Regions from separate parts of the Homo sapiens genome. Here region 2 is linked to region 1. Evidence: chromatin loops called from intact Hi-C (ENCODE). Cell type or tissue: psoas muscle. All regions are shown on one strand.

The links. A loop is a pair of places that touch in the nucleus more often than their neighbours do. Peaks named below come from ENCODE experiments on the same cell type or tissue, not always from the same donor. Only the 100,000 strongest peaks of a DNase experiment are listed, where the experiment ranks them.
Region 2: a loop joins it to region 1, with 2.7 times the contacts of the local background. A loop is called at or near these places in 4 of 110 quality-filtered maps.

The regions. Positions count from the first base shown.
Region 1 is chr5:37,300,151-37,308,150 of GRCh38, forward strand. NUP155 (nucleoporin 155) reads right to left here. Exons shown (of 35, transcript NM_153485.3): 25 at 7,147-7,282; 26 at 4,907-5,060; 27 at 4,589-4,693; 28 at 3,110-3,264; 29 at 2,629-2,758; 30 at 1,287-1,400. Among named protein-coding and RNA genes, the nearest start is that of CPLANE1, 55 kb to the left of the region's middle. In psoas muscle, no CTCF peak of the experiment used is centred here; no DNase peak of the experiment used is centred here.
Region 2 is chr5:37,171,377-37,179,376 of GRCh38, forward strand. CPLANE1 (ciliogenesis and planar polarity effector complex subunit 1) reads right to left here. Exons shown (of 53, transcript NM_001384732.1): 29 at 7,985-8,000; 30 at 6,245-6,324; 31 at 4,533-4,610; 32 at 2,379-2,571. Among named protein-coding and RNA genes, the nearest start is that of CPLANE1-AS1, 74 kb to the right of the region's middle. In psoas muscle, no CTCF peak of the experiment used is centred here; no DNase peak of the experiment used is centred here.

The DNA of each region.
Region 1 (8,000 bases):
TTTTTCAAATTTCTGTGGGTACACAGTAGGTGTATGTATTTATGGGGTACATGAGATGTTCTGATACAGTCATGCAATGAGAAATAAGCATGTCATGGAGAATGTCTATTCCTCAAGCAGTTATCCTTTTGAGTTACAAATAATCCAATTACATTCTCTATTTTAAAATATACAGTTATTATTGACTATAGTCACCCTATTGTGCTATCAGATAGGTCTTATTCATTTTGTTTTTGTACCCATTAACCATCCCCACCTTCCCTACAAACCTCCTGCAATGGTATTTTAGAACTAGTGTTGTATAAACAATGGGTTGAAGAATCACAGGAATACTGACAAATCTCAAAGTGTTTCAGGGTACCTGGAACTATGTCTAAGAATAAATGAAGAGGAAGGAACTGCTCAGAAAATTACAGAGAGAGAAAGAGGTTTAGAGAGTTAAGCAAAGATAAGTTAGTTTTTCCAAGGCAAGAAGCGAGGCCATAAATAAGATGGTTTTGGTTTTTTAGTTTTTTTTTCTTTTTGAGACAGGGTCTCACTCTGTCACTCAGGCTGGAATGCAGTAGCACCATCGAGGCTCACCACAACCTGGGCCTCCTGGGCTAAATCAATCCTCCCACCTCAGACTCCTGAGTAGATGAACTACAACCACACACCACCACACCTGGCTAATTTTTTTTTTTTTTTTTTGATGGAGTCTTGCTCTGTCGCCCAGGCTCCTAGACTGCAGTGCCATGATCTCGGCTCACTGAAACCCCCACCTCCTGGGTTCAAGCAATTCTCCTGCCTCAGCCTCCCAGGTAGCTGGGATTACAGGCGCATGCCACCACGCCTGGCTAATTTTTGTATTTTTAGTAGAGACAGAGTTTCCCCATGTTGACCAGGCTGGTCTCAAACTCCTGACCTCAGGTGATCTGCCCGCCTCAGCCTCCCAAAGTGTTGGATTACAGGCGTGAGCCACAGTGCCTGGCCTTTTTTGCTATTTTTTTGTAAAGATGAGGTTTTGCCATGTTGCCCAGGCTGGAAATAAGCTGGTTTTAACACAGCTCTCATGCGAGGATGATAGGTTCTTTGTAGCTACTGGCCTGGAAAGAGTAGCTTAGCCTTTTTCTAGGAGTCAGATGAAGCAGTGGTGATCTGTCAGCCCAGTGACAAGCTGCCAAAGATGCCTTATCTTATTTGTGGAGATAAGGTAATTTTCCCCATGAAACAAAAAGCAAAATAAAAAACAAAAATTTCTCATTATTAGGTAACTACTATAAAAATTTCACTTGCTTTTTTATTACCTTAGTTATGTCCATCAGCTCAGAATCCAGCTGAGAAACTGCATCCTGTACAGAAGAATGATGGGAATACTGCCTTTGTAGTGTCTCCTGTATCTGAAGTTGGATCCTAGCAACCTAGTTTGGGCAGAAAACAGGATGTCTTAATTTATTTATGATAAATCAACATACGTTTGAAAGAACGGATCCTACTATCTGACTTTAAGTTTGCTAAAATAATGTATAAATGAAGATTTCTATCATAATAGGCTAATATTATCATAACAGACATCAACTAAACATAATAGATTTCACAGGAAGTATACTGTGGCAGACTCCTTGCTGCCCAATACTTATACCTTCCAAGACTGTAGCCAAATGGTTAGACTATACAGCTCAGCCTCCTCTGTAGGGGAGGTATGGCCATACAACCAAGTTCTCTTCAAAGGAATGTGAGTAGAAGTAGTGTGTCATGTCAGGGCTATAGTTTTTAAGACAGTGAATGTGTTCTTTCTTTTCCTTCCACCCTCTGCTGAAGATAAAGCAGAGGCCCTAGGGAATGGTAGTGCCAGAAAATAGAACTTGGGTTCCTAAATCAACCACACGGAGGAAAGCCAGCTGCCAATCAGGAAGACTCACCTTGGATTTTTGTGAATAAGAAACAAACTTTTGTATTTGGACGATGGTATGTTTTTGATTCTCTTAGTTAGGGAATTTTAGCCTACTCTACTTCATACATCTACTTATTTGCTTCCAAAATAAATGGTGAATGTGATGTAATCCACTTGCTGTTGAAACAGTTGGGAAAAACATTTATTTTTTATTATTATTATTTTTTGAGACAGAGTCTCAGTCTGTCTCCCAGGCTGGAATGCAGTGGTGCAATCTCAGCTCACTGCAACCTCCGCTTCCTGGGTTCAAGCAATTCTCCTGCCTCAGTCTCCCAAGTAGCTGGGACTACAGGTGTGTGCCACCACCCCCGGCTAATTCTTGTATTTTTTTAAGTAGAGACAAGGTTTCGCCATATTGGCCAGGCTGGTCTCGAACTTCTGACCTCATGATCTGGCTGCCTCGGCCTCCCAAAGTGCTGGGATTACAGGCGTGAGCCACTGCACCCAGCTGGGAAAAACCTTTCGAAGTGCCAAAGAGAAAACTTCTAAATTATAGCAATGTTTTTATGACCCAAGTGCATCCTTAAAAATCTTTAAGATTTATATCTAAACATAAAAATAAATATAAACAGACAAAAGCAACTAGAATAATAATGACTTCTCAGACCTATTACTTACCAAGGGAAGAATGGAATGTGGAATAACTATGTGGCTAGTACTCAATGTGGACACAGCTTAAGATCTTTAGCACTTACCTCCATTTTTTCTTCTAATTCATGAAGAAATTCACCATCGGCAGCTATTGATGAAATGGCAGTGGAACTTTTGGCACTAAGAATGGCTCGAGCAATGTACTCTAGTCGCTGCTGAAGTGAAATTTCTGTGCTAGAAGGGAAAACGCTTATTTTTAGTTACACAATTTCTTAAGGATTGATGATACAAATACGTCAATTAGTATGTACTGTTTCATACCAAACACACATAAAAAGCCATCTGAAACTTGAAAAAAAATCATTAGATTTAAAAAAAAATCTATTTTAGATTTCTCATAAGAGAGATCCACAATTTTAGACAACACATAAAGAAATACATTTATGACTAAAAAGTAACATCCTATTTAAAAAATTTAGGTCAGTATATTAAAACTTAGATTCTTCTAAAATTAAAGAAAACTGAATGTAAGTACATATAGCTCAGTTTTGAATCATTCTTCACAATAAGAATATTATGCCATACCTATGCATGTCAGCCAGTCTGGACAGTACACGAGCAGCATTACTGAAACTTCTGTTCTTCTCGTAATACCGCCAGAGTAAATCCATATAACGAACTCTGTTTTGATCAACTTTGGCCATTCGGACTAGATGTGGCTCCAGAAATGGAGAAGCAACCTAGAAATTATATAGTTATTCAGAAAAATTTTCTAACCACCTACAGATAATGTTCCTGATAAGGAAAATATAGTATTTTTAAGTCAACTACAACTTTGCCTTGTTTTATGAAAACAAGCAAAATTATAATCCAATACTAACAGATAAAAGAGAGGGCAAATTTTCTTATTATAAACAATTTTTGTTTTACCACAGTTAGCATAAGAGTTTCCAAAACAATTCTATTAGGTTGATAACAATAATTTAGTAGGCTGGGCATGGCGACTCATGTCTGTAATCCTCGCACTTTGGGAGGCCGAGGTGGGCAGATCATGTGAGCTCAGGAGTTTGAGACCAGCCTGGGCAATATATGGCAAAACCTCGTCTCTACAAAAAAATTAGCTGGGTGTGGTGGTGCGGGCCTATAGTTCTAGTTACTCAGGAGGGTTAGGTGTGAGGATCACCTGAGCCTAGGGAGGTCAAGGCTACAGTGAGCCATTATCGTGCCATTGCACTGCACTTCAGCCTAAGCTACAGATTGAGACCCTGCCTCAAAAAAGAAAAGGAAATTTGGCCGGGCACAGTGGTTCATGCCTGTAATCCCAGCACTTCGGGAAGCTGAGGTGGGCAGATCACCTGAGCTCAGGAGTTTGAGACCAGCCTGGCCAACATGGTAAAACCCCGTCTCTACTAAAAAGATATAAAAATTAGCTGTGCGTGGTGGCGGGTGCCTGTAATCCCAGCTACTTGGGAGGCTGAAGCAGGAGGATTGCTGGAACCCGGGAGGCGGAGGTTGCAGTGAGCTGAGATCATGCCACTGCACTCCAGCCTGGGCAACAGAGCCAGACTCCATCTCAAAAAAAAAAAAAAAAAAAAAAAAGGGAAATTTACTATAAAATTACAAATTTTTAAATAAACTTTGATAACACAGCTATTGATTCCTAGACATTGAGCTCAAAGGCATTATTGAAATTATCAAATGCTATGTATTCATTAAACAGATTGAGGAACACTGAAACTTAGGGTAGGTAAAAGGACATATCTGAAGTCACAGTGACTTAACAGCAGAGTTAAGATAAGATGACCTACAGGACTCATATTCATAATCCAGTGATTTCTACCCCGCAATACAAACTATCCCAATCAGCTTCGAATTAACAAGAAAATTGGAGCAGTAGCCTACTTTGCCCCTTAGGAAAAGATACTGCATTACTCAGCTTTATACTAACATCTAATAGCAGGCATGGGATGAGAAACTGAATTTTTTACATCTATATATGTGCTTAAATCATTGAGTTATGCTCCTTAAGAATAATTAACACAACTGCAATAAAAAAAGATTTACCTGTAGCAGCTTATCTGCAAGGTCGACTTGTATTAGCCAATTATAAAGGGCAATACTAAAGAGCTCATCCTTGGATCGCTGTGACAATTTAAGCATTTGTTCAAACTAAAATAAAGAAAATAGTAAAAATTAGCAGTTAAAGGCTCTGTTTCTGGGCATCACAACCCTTTAGCCCTATAAACTCCAGTAAGAAATCAAGAATCCTTACATGATAACTTCTAAGAACTACCACCTTTCCCCAAGATGACTGTGCTACCATTACCATGGAGAACTTCTAAACAGTGTATTCTCAGAATGAAAATATACTATGTCCCTTACATGATGTCCTGCTTCTTCATTACTCAGCATATTTGGATCAGATGACAACACTGGAGGACCAGGTTTTTTGGGTACACTGGGAGACTGAGGAGCGGCCTTACTTTGATTTACCAGTTCTTGAAGTGTGTCTGTAATGCATTTGTAACTGTTTAATCTGAAAGAAAATGGAAAAGGAACAATTACATTATTTAACTAGAAAGCAAATGATGGTAAGTGTGGTGACTCACGCCTGTAATGCCAGCCATAGGGAAGTCAAGGTAGGAGGACGGCTTGAGGCTGGGAGTTCAAGACTAGCCAGGGCAACAGAGCGGGACCACGTCTCTACAAAAAATACAAAAAAATTGGCTGGGCACAGTGCCTCACACCTGTAATCCCAGCACTCTGGGAGACGAAGGCAGGGGGACTGCCAGAGGTCACGAATTTGAGACCAGCCTGGCCAACCTGGTGAAACCCCGTATCTGACAAAAATACAAAAATTAGCCGGGCTTGGTGGTGCATGCCTGTAGTGCCAGCTATTCAGGTGAGTGAGGCACAAGAATTGCTTGAACCTGGGAGGCAGAGGTTGAGGTGAGCTGAGATCATGCCACTGCACTCCATCCTGGGTGACAGCAAGACCCTGTCTCAAAAAACAAACGAACAAAAAACAAAACAAAACGAAACAAAAAATTAACCAGGCGTGGCGGTGTGCACCTGTAATCCCAGCTACTTGGGAGGCAGAGGCAGGAGGATCGCTTGAGCCTAGGAATTCAAGGCTGCAAGTGAGCTATTATCATGCCACTGCACTCCAGCTCAGGCAACAGAATGAGGCCCTGTCTCAAAAACAAAAAACAAAACCCCCCAAAAACAAAACAAAACAAATAACAAAAAAGAAAGCCATTGATTTACCTTACCTAAGTATATACAAGGATTTCAAGACTATTTGGCAGAATAGATGTACATATTTGGCATTTAAAATAATACAAACCATATACTTTTTCAATAAGTTTGAGAAGTGTTTGGTTAAACATTAAAAGGGTAAAGTCATTAAATATAGTAATAAAAAAATATGTTTTCGCCAGATGTGGTGGCTGACACCTCTAATCTCAGCACTTTGGGAGGCTGAGAAGAAAGGATTGCTTGAGCCCAGGAGTTAAAGACCAGCCTGGGCAATATAGTGAGGCCCTGTCTCTACAGAAATTAAAGAGAAAAAAAAAATTAGCCGAGTGTGGTGACATGTGCCTGTAGTCCCAGCTACTCAGGAGGCTGAGGTAGGAGGATCACTGGATCACTTGAGCCCAAAAGGTCAAGAGTACAGTGAGCTATGATGGTGCCACTGACTCCAGCCCAGGAGACAGAGTGAAGCTTTGTCTCAAAAACAAAAACAAAAACAAAACAAAACACCCTCCATATATATATGTTATAGAAAGGTTATATATTTCTTCTTTGTTCCGAGACGGAGCCCTGCTCTGACGCCCAGGCTGGAGTTCTGTGGTGCAATCTCAGCTCACTGCAGCCTCTGCCTCCCGGGTTAAAGCAATTCTCCTGCCTCAGCCTCCCAAGTTGCTGGGATTACGGGTGTGCACCACCACGCCTGGCTAATTTTTGTATTTTAGTAGAGACAGGGTTTCACTATGATGGCCAGGCTGGTCTCGAACTCCTGACCTCATGATCTGCCCACCTCAGCCTCCCAAAGTGCTGGGATTACAGGCGTGAGCCACTGTGCCTGGCCTATATTTCTTTTAAGGACACACATTTCCTTTTTAACAGTCTCAACAAATTTGGGAATACTTAAAAATTATCCTTTAAAATGAAATCCTACTGGACATGGTGGCTCATGCCTGTAATCCCAGCACTTTGGGTGGTCGACCTTTACACAAAGAGGCCAGACACGGTGGCTGATGGCTATAATCCTAGCACTTTGCAAGACTGAGGTGGGTGGATCACTTGAGGTTAGGAATTCAAGACCAGCCTGGCCAAAATGGTGAAACCCTGTCTCTACTAAAAATACAAAAATTAGCCAGGCGTGGTGGTGTGCACCTGTAATCCCAGCTACATGGGAGGCTGAGGCACGAGAATAGCTTGAACCTGGGAGGCAGAGATTGCAGTGAGCCAAGATCACACGACTGCACTCCAGCCCAGGTGACAGAGCAAGACTCTGTCTCAAAAAAAAAAAAAAAACATAAAACAAAAAACAAAAAACATTATGCAAAGAAAAGTCTGTATCCATAAAGATGACAATCTGCTAACGTAATGGAATGCACCTTTCTTGGAAGGCCTGAAGTCCAACTATGTCTTCTTCTGGTTCTCCATGTTTATAGAAATGAAGCCCAAGACCTTGAGGATCTTTTTTCTCTGCAGCCGTAAGAGAAAGTTCCACCACACCCTCATAAAATCTCACTGATGGGAAAGAAAAGAATGAAGACCTATGACTTACTACTAAGTTGGATACATTTTTCCTTAGCTGGCACATGAAAATAATGATCAAGGTTATGTCTCTACTGTACAATAGTCACCCTGCTAACATAAAATATTTCTGATAGGTCTTCAGAAGGAAAAGGTCTTAATATGCCTAAAAGGCAACTGTTAAATATATTTCTTCATTGGGGGCCAGGTGTGGTGGCTCACGCCTGTAATCCCAGCACTTTGGGAGGCTGAGAGGGGGCAGATCACAAGGTCAGGGGTTCGAGACCAGCCTGACCAACATGGTGAAACCCCACCTCTACTAAAAATACAAAAATTAGCTGGGCCTGGTGGCATGCGCCTGTAATCCCAGCTACTCAAAAGGCTGAGGCAGGAGAATCACTTGAACTAGCGAGGCAGAGGTTGTAGTGAGCTGAGATTGCACCATTGCACTCCAGCCTGGGTGACAGAACAAGACTCTGTCTCACAAAAAAAAAAAGAAAAAGGAAAAAAAAAAATATATATATATATATATTTCTTCATTGGAAAAAAAAGATCCTATTTCAAATAACAAAAAGGAAAGTTTTAGTTCCCTACTGGGGGGAAAAAAATACCTTGGGATTCAAAATAATACCTGTGCAAATAGTTATGGCCTTTACATTATGTTAGATTTGATTTAAAGTAATTTTTTAAAAAGTAAGCAGATTATACCTTA
Region 2 (8,000 bases), 130 kb before region 1:
GTTTCTGATTCAACAGGTCTAGGATAGGGATCTGAGAATTTGTATTTCCAAAGTCTAAGTGATGCTGATACTACTCGTCCAGGCATCATACTTTGAGAACCACTAGACTTGTGAAAGTAAGGCAGGAAAGGAGGGAAGGTAAAGACTTCAAAGTGAAGTTTTTGAAGGCCAACAGAAGAATTTGCATTTGATAGAACAAACCAATAGGGAAATAGTGCAGGTTTTAAAAAATGTAGTTTTCTTTTAATTATAAAGTAAATACACACAGGAAAAAACAGAAATTTTAAAAATAAAATAAATATCATTCATAATCCTACCCTCAAAAATAATGAGCATTGACATTTTAGTATATTTCCTTTCTCTAGCTTACTCTCTCTCTCTCTCTCTCTCTCTCTCTCTCTCTCTCTCTATCTATCTATTCTATCTAAAAGACAAGGTCTCACCCTGCTACCCAGGCTGGAGTGCAGTGGACTGATCATAGACCACTGTAACTTCAAATTCCTGGGCTCAAAGCATCCTCCAACCTCAGCCTGCCGAGTAGCTGAGACTATAGGCATGTGCTACCATGCCTGGATAATGGTTTGCTTTTTGAGTTTTTGTTTGTTTGTTTGTTTTTGTAGAGATGAGGTCTTGCTATGTTGTCCAGGCTGGTCTCAAACTCCTGGCCTCAAGCAATCCTCCTACCTCAGCCACCCAAAGCACTAGGATTACAGGTATGAGCCACCTCTTATAAAATTTAAAAATATAAAGAGGCTGGCTTCTTTCTATTTTTAAAACAAGATTGATATCATATATTATACAAATTTGTTCCTGAAATTTACTGAAGATTTTTAAACAGGTGACTAATATTATTAAAATAATACCTGAAGAAAGTGTCCTAGAATATAGAAGACAATGGAAGAACAAAACTAAGAATCTAAGGTTAGCCACTGCTATAGAAATAGCAAGTGGCTATTACCGACATATAGTATGGGCAAAAAATTCAAGAGGGCATAGTAAAACACTGGGTAGGGGTTGTGAAAGAAGGCAAAGATGACTTTTGAAGATAGTGATTCTTAATCTTTTGTGTGCATCAGAATTATCTGGATAATGTGTTAAATATATAGGACAGTGACCAGTGAAGTCCCCAAGTAATCCATCTAACAGTTTGAGAGATGTCTCTAAAACATTAAGATGGTAGAATCAGTGGTGCTACTAAACAGAAAAAGGAAAGAAGGGACTAGGGAGAATAAGAATAAAATTAGTTTCAGTAAGTTTCATGGGACAGGGGGACATGCTGAACAACTATTCTCATCAAGGCCCCTAAGTTCAAAGAGAAAATTAGTGCAGCTGGGCACAGCGGCTCACGCCTGTAATCCTAGCACTTTGGGAGGCCAAGGCAGGCAGATCACCTGAGGTCAGGAGTTCGAGACCAGCCTGGCCAACATGGCGAAACTCCATCTTTACTAAAAATATAAAAATTAGCCAGGCAAGGTGGTACATGCCTATAATCCCAGCTACTCAGGAGGCTGAGGCAGAAGACGCTTGAACCTGGGAGGCAGAGGTTGCAGTGAGCCGAGATCGCGCCACTGCACTCCAGCCTGGGCAACAGAGTGAGACTCCGTCTCAAAAAATAAAAATATAAAAAAAATTTTTAAAAAGAAAATTAGTGCCGAGAATCATCAATATGGAAATGGTATATATTACATCACATAAAAGGATATGGAAGTGAATGTAGGACAAATGAGCAGAGGTTTAGATCTGAAGGAAACTAATGTTTCTAAAAAGGTAAATAATTAACCATTGTTGGTAAACAGAAAAAAAGGATAGCCAGGTATGATGAAAGTCAAAGTGAACAGTAATTTGAAATGCAGCTGAGAGTTTCAACTCAAGCACAAGAAATATGGATAAGAAATATGTGATAGTGTCAGCTGGAAAATAAACCTTGGATACTTTTGAGTAGGAGCCCACTAATCTGGTTTGATTACTCCCCACCTCACTTTTGTGAGCAGCTGCATCCCAAAGAGCTCAGTAAAAATAGGTCATTGTGAGAAGTAGGTAGCTTAGCCTAGACCTCTGGGCCCTAGAGGTCTTTTTTTTCCTAGTAGAATTTTTTTTTCCTAGTAGAGTTTCCTAGCAGAGTCTCACTATGTTGCCCAAGCTGGTTTCAAACTCCTGGCCTCAAGCAATCCTCCTACCTTGACCTCCCAAAGTGCTGGGATTACAAACGTGAGCCACTGCGCCCAACCAGTTATAAACATTTGAATGAAAAGTACCCAAAGCAGAGAAATGCTTGTGATATAATTTTACCTTGTCAATTTCTGGAAATCTATTAATATTTTAAAACCCTACATGTACACTATGTGTAGATTTACTTACTTATATAGAGATGTGCTTACCTGAACTAATTTAAACATTTCATCTTGCAGCATCTGCCTAACGGACTCCGAACAATCTGGTAACTGAGCCGTGAATTCATTTCTCTGGGTCTTCTGAGGTGTTGGAGCAGGTGGTTGTGAAGCAACATTGACTCCATTTGATATCAGAAGTGGAACTGAGGAAGATTTTTCTTTATATGTAGAAATCTGTGCACTGCGTGGAAAGCATTTAAATAAAAAACATGCATTAAAATTGACAAAAAACAAATTGAATGTCTATGATCAGAATATTTTGATCCCACTTTTGTCTTCCAATTTAAAGGTTATTCTAGTAGTTTTCTAGAAATTTAAACCCTAAAGCCTTTCTCTCTAGTGCCCGTCAGCCCCCCAGACACATTCGTCATCAGCTCAATTTTCATCTTTATTAAGGGATTGTCTAGTCAGTGATGGGCTCCTTCATAGGGTGTTGCAAACCCAAGAGCTGACATATATTTTACTTGCCTGGTCCCTGTGGACATCTGAATTTGAGACCTGTGGAATCATTCTGATTAGCTGTACAGACTTCACAATTTGTAATTTGGCTTAGAAATATGTTTTTGACTAAAATTAATGATCCAGCATAGAGTTAAGAAAACTACGGAAAAACTGGGTTTAAAAAACTTAATTCTAGGATCAGTAGAGAAAACTACTGTTTATCATCATTAAATGTGAAACAATAGTACTGTGAACATTTCATTTCCAAGCAAACCTCAGAGTTTAAATGTACCATAAACCCTAATAAAAAATGCTTATTTACAAATAAAAATTAAGGATCAAAGCAAGGTGTTTAGGTTTTTTTTTTAAAAAAACAAAATGACTGTTGGGGGATGACTCCTCAAACATAGCAGATACTCAAAGTTTTCTACATTTTATAAACTAAGCAAGGGAGCAGGCAGTTATCAGATTCAAACAGATCACTGTTTCCAAAAAAGAAAAGAACATATTAAATTTCATATAGACTTATTTAGGTTTACACTCATTCCCATTTGGCAATAATATTTGCCTTTTATCGAGCATCTTAACACACCCAATAAAAAAACTTTATTTGGCAAATTCACAAAAAATAGGCATTACAACTGATCTATCTTTTCCTTTTCTGCCAAAGTGAAAGCTTTGAGTGTTGCTCCTTGAGAATCATGTTTCTCACAGCTGCTGCCAGCCTCCACTGTCCCCAGCTTTCTTAGCTGGGTGACAAGGGAGTTAGTTGCCCAGTGACAGGGATCTGGAATCTAAAGAGTAAGCGGAGCCAAAGAAGGTTTAGGAGGCACCCTCTGGCGACTGGGTTCCTGAAGTGTGATGGAAGGGGGAATGGGTTTCAGGCTGACCCCTCTTCAGGCATTCCTAGTAAAGCCACAAGGGGCTCCAGGGCTGTAGAGGTCCCCTTGGGCACAGGGTGGGTGCATTCATGCTTGCACAAGTCACTGGCACTCAGGAAGGCCTTGGGACAGTAGGGGCAGGTATAGGGGTAAACTGAGCTGTAGGTACAGCTGGATGTGCACAGCCCAGGCCAGTCTCAGAAGCTCTTTAAACTGAGTGTAGCAAAAGGGCCGGATCTGGGTATGAGGACTCATGCAGACGCAACAACATTTTGTGAAGAAGGTCTCCTTGCACAAACAGATCTGCCCATTTTAAAACAAGTTTATTGGGCTTTGCTTTCAACAGGTCTCAAGGAGATCGATTCTAACTATGAAAATTTTTTTCTGAGGTAAAGCTGTGCTATATTTTCCTATTTCGGCAAGATTTCTAAACACTAAGCACTCTGTTCAAAAGAACCGGATGAGTCTGTTCTGTGAGAGAATTAAAAGCATTTCAAACACTACAAGAAATCAGTTAGAAGCTGAAAATGAGCAACAACTTCATCTTTCAATAATATATCACTACTTTTTTTCAGAAAAGACTGTTCAACATAGTTCCTGTGTAACTTTAAAATACAATCGCTAGTGGAAACTCAGTAATGAAAGATGTCAGATCTGTGTGCTTATGCTGCTCTTTCAATGTTTTATGTTGCTTTCATTTTTCTTAGTTTTTAGTCAAAATGTAGCAATTGTTTCAAAAATGGTACAGTCGGCATACTTTCACTCTGTGATTTGTAAAACACAACTATTTTTAAATGGTATAGTAGGCAAAACTTCTTACCTAGAAATTTCTGAACTCGTATCTACTTGCATTGATTGAGGAGTGGTATGCCCAGGATGTGAAAAGGCTTCGATCATACTATCAATAAAAATTAACAGGTGATTAGTAAGCAAGATATTCTTTGCATTATCTAAGGTATGAGTGATCTATGCTCAGCCATCTAAGAGTCTAAACATCCTCTAATCTTCTATAATGTTTAGCTCATAATTACAATCTGTTTACATTTGTCTCCATAGCAATTAGTAACAGATCTAAGCAAAAGCAAAAAAATATGTCTGGATGACTTAAAACACCACTTAAATACGGCTGACTGCTCAGCAATGAAAACAACAGAACCCAAAATGAGGGGACATGAGGTTAGTTAAGACCCAAATTTCACCTATAGAAGAGGGAGACACTATGCTCAGAACCCTAGAGCCCATTGTCACATTTGAAACTGTAAAGAGGCTGGGCACGATGGCTCACGACTGTAATCCCAGCACTGTGGGAGGCCAAGGCAGGCAGATCACCTGAGCTCAGGAGTTCGAGACCAGCCTGGGTGACATGGCGAATCCCATCTCTAAAAAAAATACAAAAAAATTAGCTAGGCATGGTGGTGCACACCTGGGCAACACAGCAAGACCCTGTTTCCAAAAAAAGAAAAGAAAGAAAAGAAAAAAGAAACTGTAAAGATTAGTGTTTGTCTTCTCTCTCTCTCTTCTTGGGTAATTTTCCGAAGGAATCATTTTTATGAATAGAAGTATCTAAATTACTTGTAAAGGCCCATAGTATTAAATGCATTCTTTTTAACTGTCCACAGAAAAACTAACAAAATTTGCATACTGAACAGAAAAAGAAAATCTAATTATGTTGCCTTTTTTTTTTTTTTGAGATGGAGTCTTGCTCTGTTGCCCAGGCTGGAGTGCAGTGGCCTGATCTCGGCTCACTGCAAGCTCCGCCTCCCCGGGTCATGCCATTCTCCTGCCTCAGCCTCCCGAGTAGCTGTAACTACAAGCGCCCGCCACCACACCCAGTTAATTTTTTGTATTTTTAGTAGAGACAGGGTTTCACCGTGTTAGCCAGGATGGTCTTGATCTCTTGACCTCATGATCCACCCGCCTCGGCCTCCTAGAGTGCTGGGATTACAGGCATAAGCCACCACGCCTGGCCATGTTGCCTTTCTGATCTAAGGGAATTCTAAAATTTAGAACTTCTAAAATTCTAAAGATTTAGAAATCATGTCCAAACTGCAACACATGAAAACTGCCTTCAGCTCTCCTTGAAGCAATAAGCTAGCCGGCAGTGTATGTGTACATCATAGCCCTAATGAATAGTGTATAGTAATCATCACAACAGTGAAAGATTTTATACATACATAAAATAATTTATAATCATTCTTTATTTGATTCAATAAAAATGGAATAAGTATGAAAAGTGGTTCCCTACTTAGCAGCTAAATAAGCTTTGGCCTATTTACAGCTTTATTTTGATAAGGCTGATAGTGATGAGAGAACAAAAGGCATTTTAGATATCATTATTTATTTCACTCTATCAATACATAGAAGTATAACATTTACCAAAAATCATTTTACCATAACTATAAACTGAAGTTACAGTTTCACTAGAAACACAATACCACCCTAAATCATGTATTGTAAATTATGAAGGAAAAAAGCTGAAAGCTTCACTGAGGTAACCAGTGACAATCACTGTCATACTTTTTTCCCCCTTACCCTTTTTGTTCAGTCGATTTTTCCTCCATAATTGTCTCCAGTGGTTCTTCCCTTTGACACTGAACCTCTTCTGTGAACTCCTGTTAAAATGAATAGTACCCAAAAAGAAAACAGGTAAAACAAATAGGTATTACTGTCTTGAGTATTTTGAGTCTCATATTAGCCACTTAACCAGAGTAACAACAGTCTACAAGCAAGTGAGAAATCAAACAGTAAAATGTACTCCCAGTCCTGCTCTGACCTAATCTTTATACTGTGTGAATTGCCTCCACTCTGTCACACTGGGCTATTGAGCATGCTAAGTTACAAAGACAAGATTGTGTCAGTAGACTAACACACTGTAAATTATATACACCTAACACTATATGATTATTCATTTCCCTGTAAAAACAACTATAAAACCAGGAAAAATGAATCTTTTTTGAAAGAATTGTTACAAGGCAGGCAGATCTACTTGAGGTCAGGAGCTCAAGATCAGCCTGGCCAACATGGTGAAACTCTGTCTCTATAAAAAAATACAAAAAATTAGTCAGGCATGGTGGCGCATACCTGTAGTCCCAGCTACTTGGGAGGCTGAGGCAGAATTGCTTGAACCTGGGAGGTGGAAGCTGCAGTTAGCCAAGATCACACCACTGCACTCCAGCCTGGGCAACAGAGCAAGACTGTCTCAAAAATAAAAATAAAAATAAAAATAAAAAAGAATTGTTACAACAGATAGGGCACGGTGGCTCACACCTGTAATTTCAGCACTTTGAGAGGTTGAGGCTAGGAGTTCAAGACCAGCCTAAGCAACATAGCAAGGCCCAGTCTCTACAAAAAAATGTTTTTTTTTTTTTAAATTAGCTGGGCATAGTGGTGTGCACCTATAGTAAGACCCAGCTACTTGGGAGGCTGAGGCAAGAGGATGACTTTATTCCAGGAATTCCAGGCTGCAGTGAGCCATGATCGTGCCACTGCACTCCAGCTTGGGCAAAAGAGCAAGACCCTCATCTCGAAAAAAAAAAACAAAAACACAGAATTGTTACAATAATTGGAAATGTCTATGTTCCCCCTGGAAATTCAGTGTATAGAGTTTTGAGAAAAATAATATCAAAAAGTATATATATGTATAAAAAGTATACTACAGCTGAATTATACTTTTTAATTTTTTTTTTTAAAAGACAGGGTCTCACTCTGTTGCCCAGGCTGGAATGTAGTAGCACATTACAGCTCACTACAGCCTCAAACTCCTGGAGTCAAATGATCCTCTCACCTCAGCCTTCTAAGTAGCTGAGACTACTACAGGCGCATGCCACCATGCCTGGCTATTTTTTAATTTTTTGTAGAGATGGAGTCTTGTTCTCTTGACCAGGCTGGTCTAAAACTCCTGGCCTCAAGCAATCCTCCCGCCTCAGCCTCCCAAAGTGCTGGGATTACAGGCATCAGTTGCCATGCTTGGCCATACTTCCATACTTTTTAAATAAAGGACACATTTGCTACTCTTGATTAAATAAATTTGCTAAAGCAGTTTATGATGTGAAAACTTCATTGCCTGAAATTATTGGACAGGTTACTACACTGTACTAGAATTTCAGGGAAAGAAAAATGCCACACAGCATGGCTATATTCTACAACCCATGGTGCATTTTTAAGAGCTAGCCCTGCTTTGATATATTTAATAACAATGAATAAAAACATGTATAATTTAAACACTATACAAAATGAAAGAAGAATAATTATATCCACTATTTATTGACTTACTTCTTCTAACTGCTGT